Linked DNA regions of Homo sapiens: regions 2 and 3 are each linked to region 1. The links are chromatin contacts, found by Hi-C or POLR2A ChIA-PET in ENCODE. All regions are on one chromosome and are shown on one strand. Each heading gives the region's core, a stretch centred on a gene start or an enhancer-like site at or near the end of the contact. The rest is flanking DNA. Distances are from core to core; before and after follow the strand shown.

Region 1 (3,464 bases), core at 501-3,000:
AGTTCCAGAACGTTGGCAGATGCAAAATAGACAGGAAGAGGGAGGGAGAGGCAGAGAGAGCTGGACAGAGGCCGGGACCATACGTGGATGTCAGTCACTGCTTGCAAGGCCACACAGAGTCTCCTACTACAGAGAAGGTTGAGCTCTCAGACCTTAGGAAGTCCTGACGTGCCCCTCCCTGGGTCCAGCCTTCCCTTCCCCATTCTGAACTTAGGACATCTAGCTGGGCGAGGTGGCTCATGCCTGTAATCCCAGCACTTTGGGAGGCTGAAGTGGGAGAACCTGGCACCAGGAGTTTCCGACTAGCCTGAGCAACATACCAAGACCCCAGCCTCTACCAAAAAAATTAGCCGGGCATGGTGTGCACGCACCTGTAGTCCCAGCTACTGGGGAGGTTGAGGCGGGAGGATCATTGGAGTCCAAGAGTTCGAGGCTGCATTGAGCTATGTTCGCATCACTGCACTGCAAACTGGGACACAGAGCGAGACCCTGTCTCTGAAAAATAAATAAATAAAAACACACTTATGACGTCACCCTCTCTGCTATGACAAGGTCCTTCCCTGCCCCACCCCCTCCAGGGCCCATCCCTACATCTTGGGGAGGAAATAAGTCCATTTTGGTCAGTCTTGCCCGCTGTCAGTAACTGTCCCTACGAATTCCTCTCTAGCTTGAAGGATTCTCCACCTCTCCCTTCTCTGTTAAAAGAGTCACGGGCCCATTTTCATTCATTCATTCATCAAATGTTTATAAGCAGTTTCCATGCTGGGGACCTGGAAGAGACCCGACCTAGGCCCTGCATCCCGACTCCCCGAGGATCTATCAGCCTGGGAGGATGGGGAATGGGAGGGCCTATCCCTCCCCACGATCACGGCGCGAACCGAGCTTTGATGGAGAAACACGCGGCTCTGTGAGCTTTAGAGAACACATTTAACCTGGCCTGGAGTAAGACAGGGGACGGGCCTGAATCTTTTATGGGACCCGCCCCCAATATCAACCGCCCCGTCCCCAGCACAGAACTGGGCTCCTAGACGACACGGTGCCATCACGTCCCCAGTGAGTCTTCAGGATTTCTGGCCACGCCCCTTCTCAGACCCAACCCCCGAGCCCCTCCCTTGCTTGACCCCGCCCCATCTCTGGCCTAGGCCACGCCCTCCTCTTAGCCCCACCCCCATTTCATTCAACCCAGGCCTCAAGCCCCACCGCCCAGGACGCCAATGCTCCCACCAATCTCACATACCCATTGGTCAGAGAGTGTCACTTTCCCGCCCTCCTTCAGTAGCATTGGTTCCCTAGGTGTCAATCTTCTTTATGGCGCCCCCAGCAGTTGCCAGGGCCCAGGTTTGAGGGGCAGATAATAATGGACGTCTCGGGGCGTCTCGTTATTGGGCAGAAAGCCCGGCTCTGGGCGGGGCTTAGTGCCAAACGCTTGGCCGCGTCTGCCTGGTGTTCCTCAGGGCCGCAGCCTTTCCTCACGGACACACCCCCACTTTCCTTGCTATTGGTCTTATCAGGTGTTGATCAATAGGATTCCTCATTCCGATACGCAAAACTACCTGTCCTTCACCGCTTCCCTCATTTCAATTCGCTCTCTCCTCAGAGGCGGCAACCTTCTGAACGTAGCCAGGGCCCGCCTCACGGAATGGCCACGGAATGGTCAGACACCCCGTCACTCCTGGCTGGTGGGCGGGGCCAGGGCGCCTGGGGGCGGCGAATTGGCGGATGGGGCCTCGGGGGCGGGGCAGCGGCTCCTGTCAGCGGGTGAAATGGCAGCGGCGGAGCCGGCGGCGGCCGCGGTCCCGGGGGGCGGCTGAGGGGGCCGGGCCGGGGCTGCGGGGCGAACGGCGCGGCTAGGATCCGGCGGCTCAGCCCGGGGCGGCGAGGCTCGGCACGGAGATGGCGGCGCGCTCGGCGCAGGTAGGGCGGCGCGGGCCGGGCCTCCCGGGCGCCTGCTCAGGCCGGCGGCTCCGTGATGCGGCCCGCGGGGAACCGGCAGGACCGCAACTCGGGCCGTCGTGCCCCGGAACCCGCGCTGGGAGCCTCGGCATCCCCAGCCCGGGACCTTCGGAGGACCCTGGCCCCTGCCCACCCTCGTTGCCGATCCCTCCGGACCCCTCCCCAGGAGCTCCTGCAGGATCCCCCTCCCCCACTCCGTCCCCTCCCCATGAGGACCCCGCAGGCCCAGGACCCCCGTCCACCCTTTGCAGTGACCCTCAGGACTCCTCTCCGGGAACCCCCTCAGGGCTCCCCATCCCCCCACTCCGCCGATCAGCCCCTCAGAAGCGCCCCCCAAGCCCAAGAACCCCCGTCCACCTTCTGCCCTGATCTCTCAGGACCCCTCCCTTCTGGACAACACTTGCCACCCCCTCCCCGCACCCCCTCACTTCACGTCCTCCTATCTTGGGCCCAGAACTGCCCCCACCTCTCCCCAAGGAGACCAGCCTCAGGGCCTACCCGCCCCCCATGCTGACCCCACAGGACCCCTCTCTGGCCTCTGTAAGTCGGATTTCCTACCCCTGCCCACAGCCCTCAGCTCAGCCTGCTAGCCCATCTCCCACCCCAGCTGCCACATGCCCAAGGGCACCCCTAAACACCACTCCCCGGCGTCCACCCAGCACACTGTGGTAGCTCCACTGATCCTGCCCCATCTGGATCCTGGCTCCTGGATCCTGAAAAATCCACCCATGCTCAAGACCTCCCGTTGGATATTCTGAACCACCCCACTCCCCATCCAGAGCCACCCATCTTTCTGAAAACCCCAAACACACACACACACACACACACACACACACACACACACACACACACAGTCACTTAGATCCCCCAGCACACACAGAAAAACTTAAGAGCTCCAACATAGACCCCAGGCATATCTGCCCCTGCCCCCACCCACTCAACACTTCTGCACCCCTCCTCAGATCCCACCTGTCCAGGCCCTCCCAGAGTCCCCGACAGCTCCCCCAGCTCAAGCAGAGATTCCAGAGACCATGAGGTGCCTGCCGCACCCCAGGAAGCCAACTTGCCCCTCCACCAAACCAGCGCCCACACTGGAGCCTTGGAGGGTGACAGGGCCCCAGAATCCCCCAGCACCTACCCCTGTGGGAACCTGCCCCAGGCCTCTGCCAAGTTATCCATCCTTCCCTGCTGTGCCCTTTCAAAGGGAAGGACGCTCACTTTCTCTCCTACACTAGTGTCCCGAAGGAACCACTGCCCGCCCCCTGATTTATGCCACCCCCTGGCGGGAAGGGAGAGGATTCACAGCTCCTGGCTTCCGTCCTGAAGTCTGCCCCCAGCCTCCTGACCCCATCACGCCTACTGGCCTCAAATGCCAGAGCCAGCAGGGCGGTCCAGGTTGCTCCTCAGAGCTGGCCCCTGACAGCCCGAGAGTTCTTTCACCCACAACTAGTGTGTTTGGCCAAAACAAAACAGCTTCCTTCTATCTTGGCATTTGAGACCTGGGTCGGGGC
Region 2 (3,464 bases), core at 549-3,048, 180 kb before region 1:
AGAATGCAGGAGGCCCCTGAGGAGCTGGAGGGGAGGGTACTGACCTGCAACCCAATCTGAGAACCACGTGGAGGTTCTGGTGAGGCCATGGTGAGGGTTTTGGTCCCTGCTGAGGCCATAGGACATCATAGACAGGGTCTGAGTTGGGACAGGTAGGGACCCATGTCTCATGTTGGCAGTGAAATTCTCACTGCTGGAGTGGGTGCCTGGGGAGGGGGCAGAGGGTGGGGAAGCATCCTCTTCAGAGGTAGAGCCTCTCTTACCGCCTGTGCTCAAGCGATCCTCCCACCTCAGCCTCCTGAGTAGCTGGGACCATGAGTGCACATCACCAAGCCCAGTTAATCTTTTAATTTTTTGTAGAGACTGGGTCTGGCTATGTTGCCCAGGCTGGTCTCCTGGGCTCAAGCGATCTGCCCACCTCGGCCTCCCAAAGTACTGGGATGACAGGCGTGAGCCACCGTGCCCGGCCTCTCTCCTGATTTTGAGGTCACAGATCCTTTTGAGAATTCAGGGAAATCTAAGGACACTCATCCCAGAAAAACTGCACACACAATTTGCAGGTGGGGGCTAAGGAAAATGCAGCCCCCTCTGATTCAGCAGTTCCACAATTAGGATTTATCGGAATCTCCCACCAGGGCAGGGAGATGGATGAGGAGAGTTGTGAAGGGGATGAGGTGTGGGGAAGAAAGTGGGTCGGCTGTGGACCCCTGGGGTCCGCCTGCCCTGGATATGCCTTTGCAGGGCCTCAGCAGGGACGCGTTTTAACTTACGGGAGGTGCAGGGAGTGGGAGGGAGGTGGTTTTAATGTTTAAAACTTAAGCTCAAGGTCGGGCACAGTGGCTCACGCCTGCAATCCCAGCACTTTGGGAGGGCGAGGTGGGAGGATTGCTTGAGGCCAGGAGTTTGAGGCCAGCCTGGGCAACATAGCAAATTCCTAAATATATGTATTTTTGAGACAAGGTCTCACTCTGTTGCCCAGGCTGGAGTGCAGTGGTGCGATCTCGATTCACTGTAACCTCTGCCTCCTGGGTTCAAGCGATTCTCCTGCCTCAGCCTCCCAAAAAGCTGGGATCACAGACGTGCGACACCATGCCCAGCGAATTTTTGTACTTTTAGTAGAGATGGGGTTTTGCCATGTTGGCCAGGCTGGTCTCTAACTCCTGGGCTGAAGACCTCCCACCTCAGCCTCCCAAAATGCAGGAATTAGAGGTGTGAGCCACTGTGCCCAGCCAATCTCTACAATACTCTTTTTATTTTATTTTATATTATATTATATTTATTTATTTATTTATTTTTTGGAGATGGAGTCTCGCTCCGTCGCCCAGGCTGGAGTGCAGTGGCATGATCTCAGCTCACTGCAACCTCCGCCTCCCCGGTTCAACCGATTCTTCTGTCTCAGCCTCCCGAGTAGCTGGGACTACAGGTGCGTGCCACCACGCCCAGCTAATTTTTGTATTTTTAGTAGAGACGGGGTTTCACCATGTTGGCCGGGATGGTCTCGAACTCCTGACGCCGTGATCCACCTGCCTTGGCCTCCCAAAGTGCTGGGATTACAGGAGTGAGCCACCGCGCCCGGCCAATACTCGTTTTAATAAAAATTTTAAAATGTATTCACGCCTAACTGGGTAGTTACTTGATACAATAAATGATCTTTTCTAGATTAAGAAAAAAGAAAAAAAAACATTTAAACTCAATTTCCTGGGAAGCCGCAGTTTTGCGCCGGGAGTGGCTTGTGTAGGCACGCGCTGCGAACGCCAGGGGGCGCTGCGGCGCAATTTCCCGGTTTCTTTGATCTTCCGCGTCTGTAACTGGAGATGAGGTGACCCGAATTAGACACGACGGGGAAGTAGGTCAGGGGTTATTCCGTGGTTCTCAGCGGAGACAAAAGTCTGTTGCTTAAACCGCCTCTGCCTCTGCTCCTTACTTATACCCAGGTGATGCAATGTCTTCACACTAAAGGCAAATATTGAGTCTACAAATATTTATGTGTCCCTGTGGGCGGCGGCAGCTGACAATATCGGGTCCTAACGAGCACGAAGTCAAGCTCCCTCTGCACGCTTTATGCAGATCCTCAAAACCCTCCTGTGAGGATCGCTGGAGCCTAGGAGTTCGAGGCTGCAGTGAGCTATGATTGTGCCTCTGCCCTCCAGCCTGGGTGAGAAAGCGAGAAGTTGTGTTAAAAACAAAAAAAAAGTTGGGGGGCCGGGCGCGGTGGCTCACGTCTGTAATCCCAGCACTTTGGGAGGCCGAGGCGGGCGGATCACGAGGTCAGGAGTTCAAGACCAGTCTAGCCAACATGGTGAAACCCTGTCTCTACTAAAAATACAAAAATTAGCCGGGCGTGGTGGTGGGCGCCTGTAATCCCAGCTACTCGGGAGGCTGAGGCAGGAGAATCGCTTGAAACCGGAAGGCAGAGGTTGCAGTGAGCCATCATGCCACTGCACTCCAGCCTGGGCAACAAGAGCGAAACCCTGTCTCAAAAAAAAAAAAAAAATTATCCTTTGAGATCCCTTCCCCCAAGTCCATTTCCCATCTCATGGTGAACCTGGCTGCTGTTCTTCAAACACACCACACTGTCCCTGCCCCAGAACCTTTGCACCTGCTATTCCCATCATCCGCAATGCTGTGCCTTGCAAGCTATTGTACTCCTTCCTCCTTCCCTTCCCCAGCTGGGAGAGGCCCCTGCTTTACTTCCTTGTGGTATCCCCACTTAGGGTGCTTTCTTTCTGGTTCTCTTCTGGTACCGAGGAATGATCCTCATTCTGGATTTGGCAGGTTGCTTCCTCTCTCCCCATCCCTGCCCCAATGTTTACCCTATAAATGGCTTAGAACCACATGCTCTATTGGAATAAGGGTCAGTTGCAGCCAGAATAATATCATGCTGGTAGGGCCGGGTACTTCCTGGTACATCACATCAGGGGGTCCATAACGTCATGTCACTACGATTGATGGGTGGGTTTGGGGAATGTCCCTGGTCCCCAGTAACTCTCCACATAAAGATGTTAACAGGAGCTGGGCCCAGTGGCTCACGCCTGTAGTTCCCAGCACTTTGGGAGGCCAAGGCAGGAGGATCACTTAGGCCCAGGAGTTTGAGACCAGCCTGGGCAACATAGCAAAACCCTGTCTCTACTAAAAATAAAATAAAGACCGGGCACGGTGGCTCATACCTGTAATCCCAGCACTTTGGGAGGCTGAGATGGGCGGATCACTTGAGGTCAGGAGTTCAAGACCAGCCTGGCCAACATGATGAAACCCCGTCTCTACCAAAAAACCAAAAATTAACCAGGCGTGGTGGTGCACACCTGTTATCCCAGCTACTCAGGAAGCTGAGGTAGGAGAATAACTTGAATCCAGGAGGCGGAGGTTGCAGTGAGCTGAGATCATGCCATTGCACTCCAGCCTGGGTGACAGAGTAAGACTCTGTCTCAAAAAATAAATAAATAAAATACAACAAAATAAAATAA
Region 3 (3,464 bases), core at 683-3,182, 130 kb before region 1:
CGTTTATTATAATTGCCTTGCCTGTGTGACCTCAGCCAAGGATTCAACCATTCTCAGCCTCAGTTTTCCCCTCTGTAAAATGGGCTGATGACAGCACCCAACTCATGAGGCCAAGATAGGATCCAATGAGATCACAGCATACCTGAGGTTTTTGGTGCCGGGCTGCGCACAGTGGGTCTTCGGATTCTAAACATTTATGAAACATCTACTCTGTGCCACGTCCCACTGAGAAATGCTAAGAGCCCATAACCCAGGCCTCAGCCTTCTCCTCTGCCAATGTCCCCAGGGCATCTGTAAAGTGCTCTGACTTTATTTATTTATTTATTTATTTATTGAAATGGAGTCTCGCTCTGTTGCCCAGGCTGGAGTGCAGGGGCACGATCTCGGCTCACTGCCACCTCCACCTCCTGGGTTCAAGCGATTCTCCCGCCTCAGCCTCCCGAGTAGCTGGGACTATAGGCACGTGCCACCATGACCAGATAATTTTTGTATTTTTAGTAGAGACGGGTTTTCACTATGTTGGCCAGGCTAGTCTCAAACTCCTGACCTCATGATCCGCCCGCCTCGGCCTCCCAAAGTGCTGGGATTACAGGCGTGAGCCACTGTGCATGGCCTATTTTTTTATTTTTTGAGATGGAGTCTCGCTCTGTCACCCAGGCTAGAGTGCAATGGCACCATCTTGGCTCACTGCAACCTCCACCTCCCGGGTTCAAGCGATTCTCCTGTCTTAGCCTCCCAAGTAGCTGGGACTACAGGCACCCACCACCACACCTGGCTAATTTTTGTATTTTAGTAGAGACAGGGTTTCACCATATTGATCAGGCTGGTCTCGAACTCCTGACCACAGGTGATCTGCCCTCCTCAGCCTCCCAAAGTGCTAGGATTACAGGCGTGAGCCACTGCGCCCGACCAAGTCCTCTGACTTTAAAGCATCTACTATGTGCTGAGGAGCATGGGACTTGGGGTCCTTCAGGCCTGGAGGTCACGGGCTACCTTCTTTCGCTGCTTGACTATAGGTAAGTCCCTTCTCTCGGAGCCTCAGGGAGGTGGGGTGTGGCGCGGCCAGGCTCTGATTAGCGGCAGCTCAAGCTGGCCCTTTTGACATTGTGAGAGGAACCCAGAGACCATCCTGGGACTGGAACTGTCCAGGGAGGCAGCTGGACAGACCTGAGTCCGAGTCCTGGCTTCTTCCTGGATGAGCAGCTCAGTTTGCTCATCTGTAAATTGGGAGTATTCAAAGCACCAGCACACAGTAGGTGCTCAGTAAACCTACTGGCAGGATGCTGGGGGACTGTCCTCATTCTGTGGGGCCTCTCTCAGTGGAACTGAGGTTCCAAGAGGGTAAGTCATTTGTCCCCATCACGCAGTGGTGGGACTGGAACTCAAACCCGGGACCCTTGAGCTGGGAGCCCATTTGCTCAATCATCTGGAGACATAATCTCATGGTGGGGTGTCTACTGGTAAGTGCTGGGTGGCAGGATCCCAACTCCAGGCCGTCCTTCTAACCCAAGAGGTCCTGCCTCTGCCTAGAGTCTTCCATGGCTCCCCAGGGCCCTCTATGATCGGCCCAGCGCACTCACCAAGCTCATCTCAGACCAGATGGCCTGCTTTCACTTCCCCAAATCAGGGACTCGAATGCCTCGAGATTCTGTCCACACTGCGGCCCCCACCCCCGCCCCCTCACCACCCACCACCTCCCTTCTCTGGTTGTGACCTCCTGCTGGTCATCCCTTGAGGCTCAGCCCAAGGTCGTTTCTTCCAAGGGCGCTTTGATCTCCACTTCCCATGGCCAACCCCCAACACACCAGATACGTACTCACTTAGTGGAGTTTGGAGCCTGTGTCTGTCCTCCTAGTGTGTTGGGGTCGACCAGAGCGATTGGCAGGGACCGTCAGAGACAGAGGTTTAAGCAGGAAGAGAGACACTTTCTTCTGAAAGTAGAGCCACTGACAGCTTCTATTTTCATAGACCTAAATATGGGCTTGCCACCCGGATAACATTACACGCATGGCCTCTCCTGGTGCTCCCCACACCCGGGTGAAGTCCGTGTTATTATTATCTCCATTTCTCAGGTAAGAGAATTGGGTGAGAACTAGAGATGTTAAGCAGCAAGTTCCCACAGGGCTGAAGGAGGTGAGTGGTAGCGTCAAGATGTGAACCACTGTTACTGCACACTGAATCATACCACTATGGCCGATCACAGAGGGCCCTGGGGAGCCACGGAAGGCTCTAGGCAGAGGCAGGGCCTCTTGGGTTAGAAGGACGGCCTGGAGTTGGGATCCTGCCACCCGGCACTTACCAGCAGACACCCCACCATGAGATTATGTCTCTTGATGATTGAGCAAATAGGCTCCCAGGTCAAATGTCCCAGGTTTGAGTCCCAGCAAGAAAAAAGGGAAGAGGAGAGAGAGGCAGAGGAAGGGGAAAAAAAAGACAGAAGGAAGGAGAGGGAGAAGGAGGAGTAGGAGGGAAGGAGGGAAGCGGGGGGAAAGAAAGATACGTGAGATAATATTCAGGTCAAATATGGACAGTTTTGGCTGGGCACGGTGGCTCACGCCTGTAATCCCAGCACTTTGGGAGGCTGAGGTGGGAGGATCACTTAAGCCTGGGAGTTCAAGACCAGCCTGGACAACATAGCAAGCCGTTGTCTCTACAAAAACTATAAAAACTAGCAGGGCATGGTGGTGCATGCCTGTGATCCCAGCTACTGGGGAGGCAGAGGTGAGTGGATCACTTGAGCCCAGGAGTTCAAGATCAGCCTGGGCAACACAGTGAGATGAAAGAAAGAAAGAGAGAGAGAAAGAGAGAGAGAGAGACCGGGCACAGTGGCTCACGCCTGTAATCCCAGCACTTTGGGAGGCCGAGGCAGGTGGATCATCTGAGGTCAGGAGTTCAAGGCCAACATGGTGAAACCCTGTATCTACTGAAAATACAAAAAAAAAAAAAAAAAAAAAAAAATTAGCTGGGCATGGTGGTGGGCACCTGTAATCCTAGCTACTCGGGAGGCTGAGGCAGGAGAATCGCTTGAATCCGGGAGGCAGAGGTTGCGGTGAGCCGAGATCGCGCCATTGCATTCCAGCCTGGGCAACAAAAGCTAAACTCTGTCTCACAAAAAAAAAAAAGAAAAGAAAAAAGAAAGAAAAACAGAAAAGAAACACCAAACTCCATCCCAGCCCCATCCTGGAACTAAGACTTCATCCCCATGTCCTCACAACATGGCCCAGCTGGACTTATTCCCAAGCTTCCTCCTCCTTCTCCTCGTGTGTCCCCATTGGTGGGACAGTCCGTCCATCCACCCAGACACCCCGGCCCAGGTCCAGGCCTTGTCCAAGCACTTCCCGATCTTCCACCCCACCGCTCACCCAGCACCCGCGCCTGGCTCGTCTCAAAAAAATAACCTGCTTCTCCCCATCCCCACAGCTGCTCCCTCTTCCCCCTGGACCAGGTGACATCCCCCTCTTAGG

What was found. Hi-C counts contacts between places; a loop is a spot of excess contacts on that map. ChIA-PET counts read pairs that join two places held with the same protein, here RNA polymerase II (POLR2A). Pooled maps may share reads with other maps.
Region 2: a map of CD4-positive, alpha-beta T cell shows a loop between it and region 1 (12-fold over the local background). The contact joins the enhancer-like site here to the promoter of EVI5L in region 1. A Hi-C loop is called at or near these places in 1 of 168 maps with a recorded cell type or tissue (CD4-positive, alpha-beta T cell), 2 of 37 single-sample maps with no recorded cell type and 10 of 50 pooled maps. POLR2A ChIA-PET finds 5 or more read pairs at or near these places in 2 of 52 experiments (HEK293T and naive thymus-derived CD8-positive, alpha-beta T cell).
Region 3: a loop to region 1 is called in a map with no recorded cell type, with 5 times the contacts of the local background. The contact joins the promoter of FCER2 here to the promoter of EVI5L in region 1. A Hi-C loop is called at or near these places in 5 of 37 single-sample maps with no recorded cell type and 7 of 50 pooled maps. POLR2A ChIA-PET finds 5 or more read pairs at or near these places in 3 of 52 experiments (B cell, K562 and WTC11).

What each region holds. Positions count from the first base shown.
Region 1 is chr19:7,828,468-7,831,931 of GRCh38, forward strand. EVI5L (ecotropic viral integration site 5 like) reads left to right here and starts at 1,751. Exons shown (of 20, transcript NM_001159944.3): 1 at 1,751-1,914. RefSeq lists a silencer at 1,608-1,847.
Region 2 is chr19:7,650,438-7,653,901 of GRCh38, forward strand. No RefSeq gene overlaps it. Among named protein-coding and RNA genes, the nearest start is that of STXBP2, 15 kb to the left of the region's middle. Within about 2 kb of position 1,799, at least 11 of the 41 ENCODE cell types and tissues checked have a DNase peak (open chromatin) inside an H3K27ac peak, as active enhancers do.
Region 3 is chr19:7,700,199-7,703,662 of GRCh38, forward strand. FCER2 (Fc epsilon receptor II) reads right to left here and starts at 1,933. Exons shown (of 11, transcript NM_001220500.2): 1 at 1,817-1,933. LOC105372262 (a long non-coding RNA gene) reads right to left here. Exons shown (of 5, transcript XR_936296.2): 5 at 2,882-2,923. RefSeq lists an enhancer at 1,820-1,929.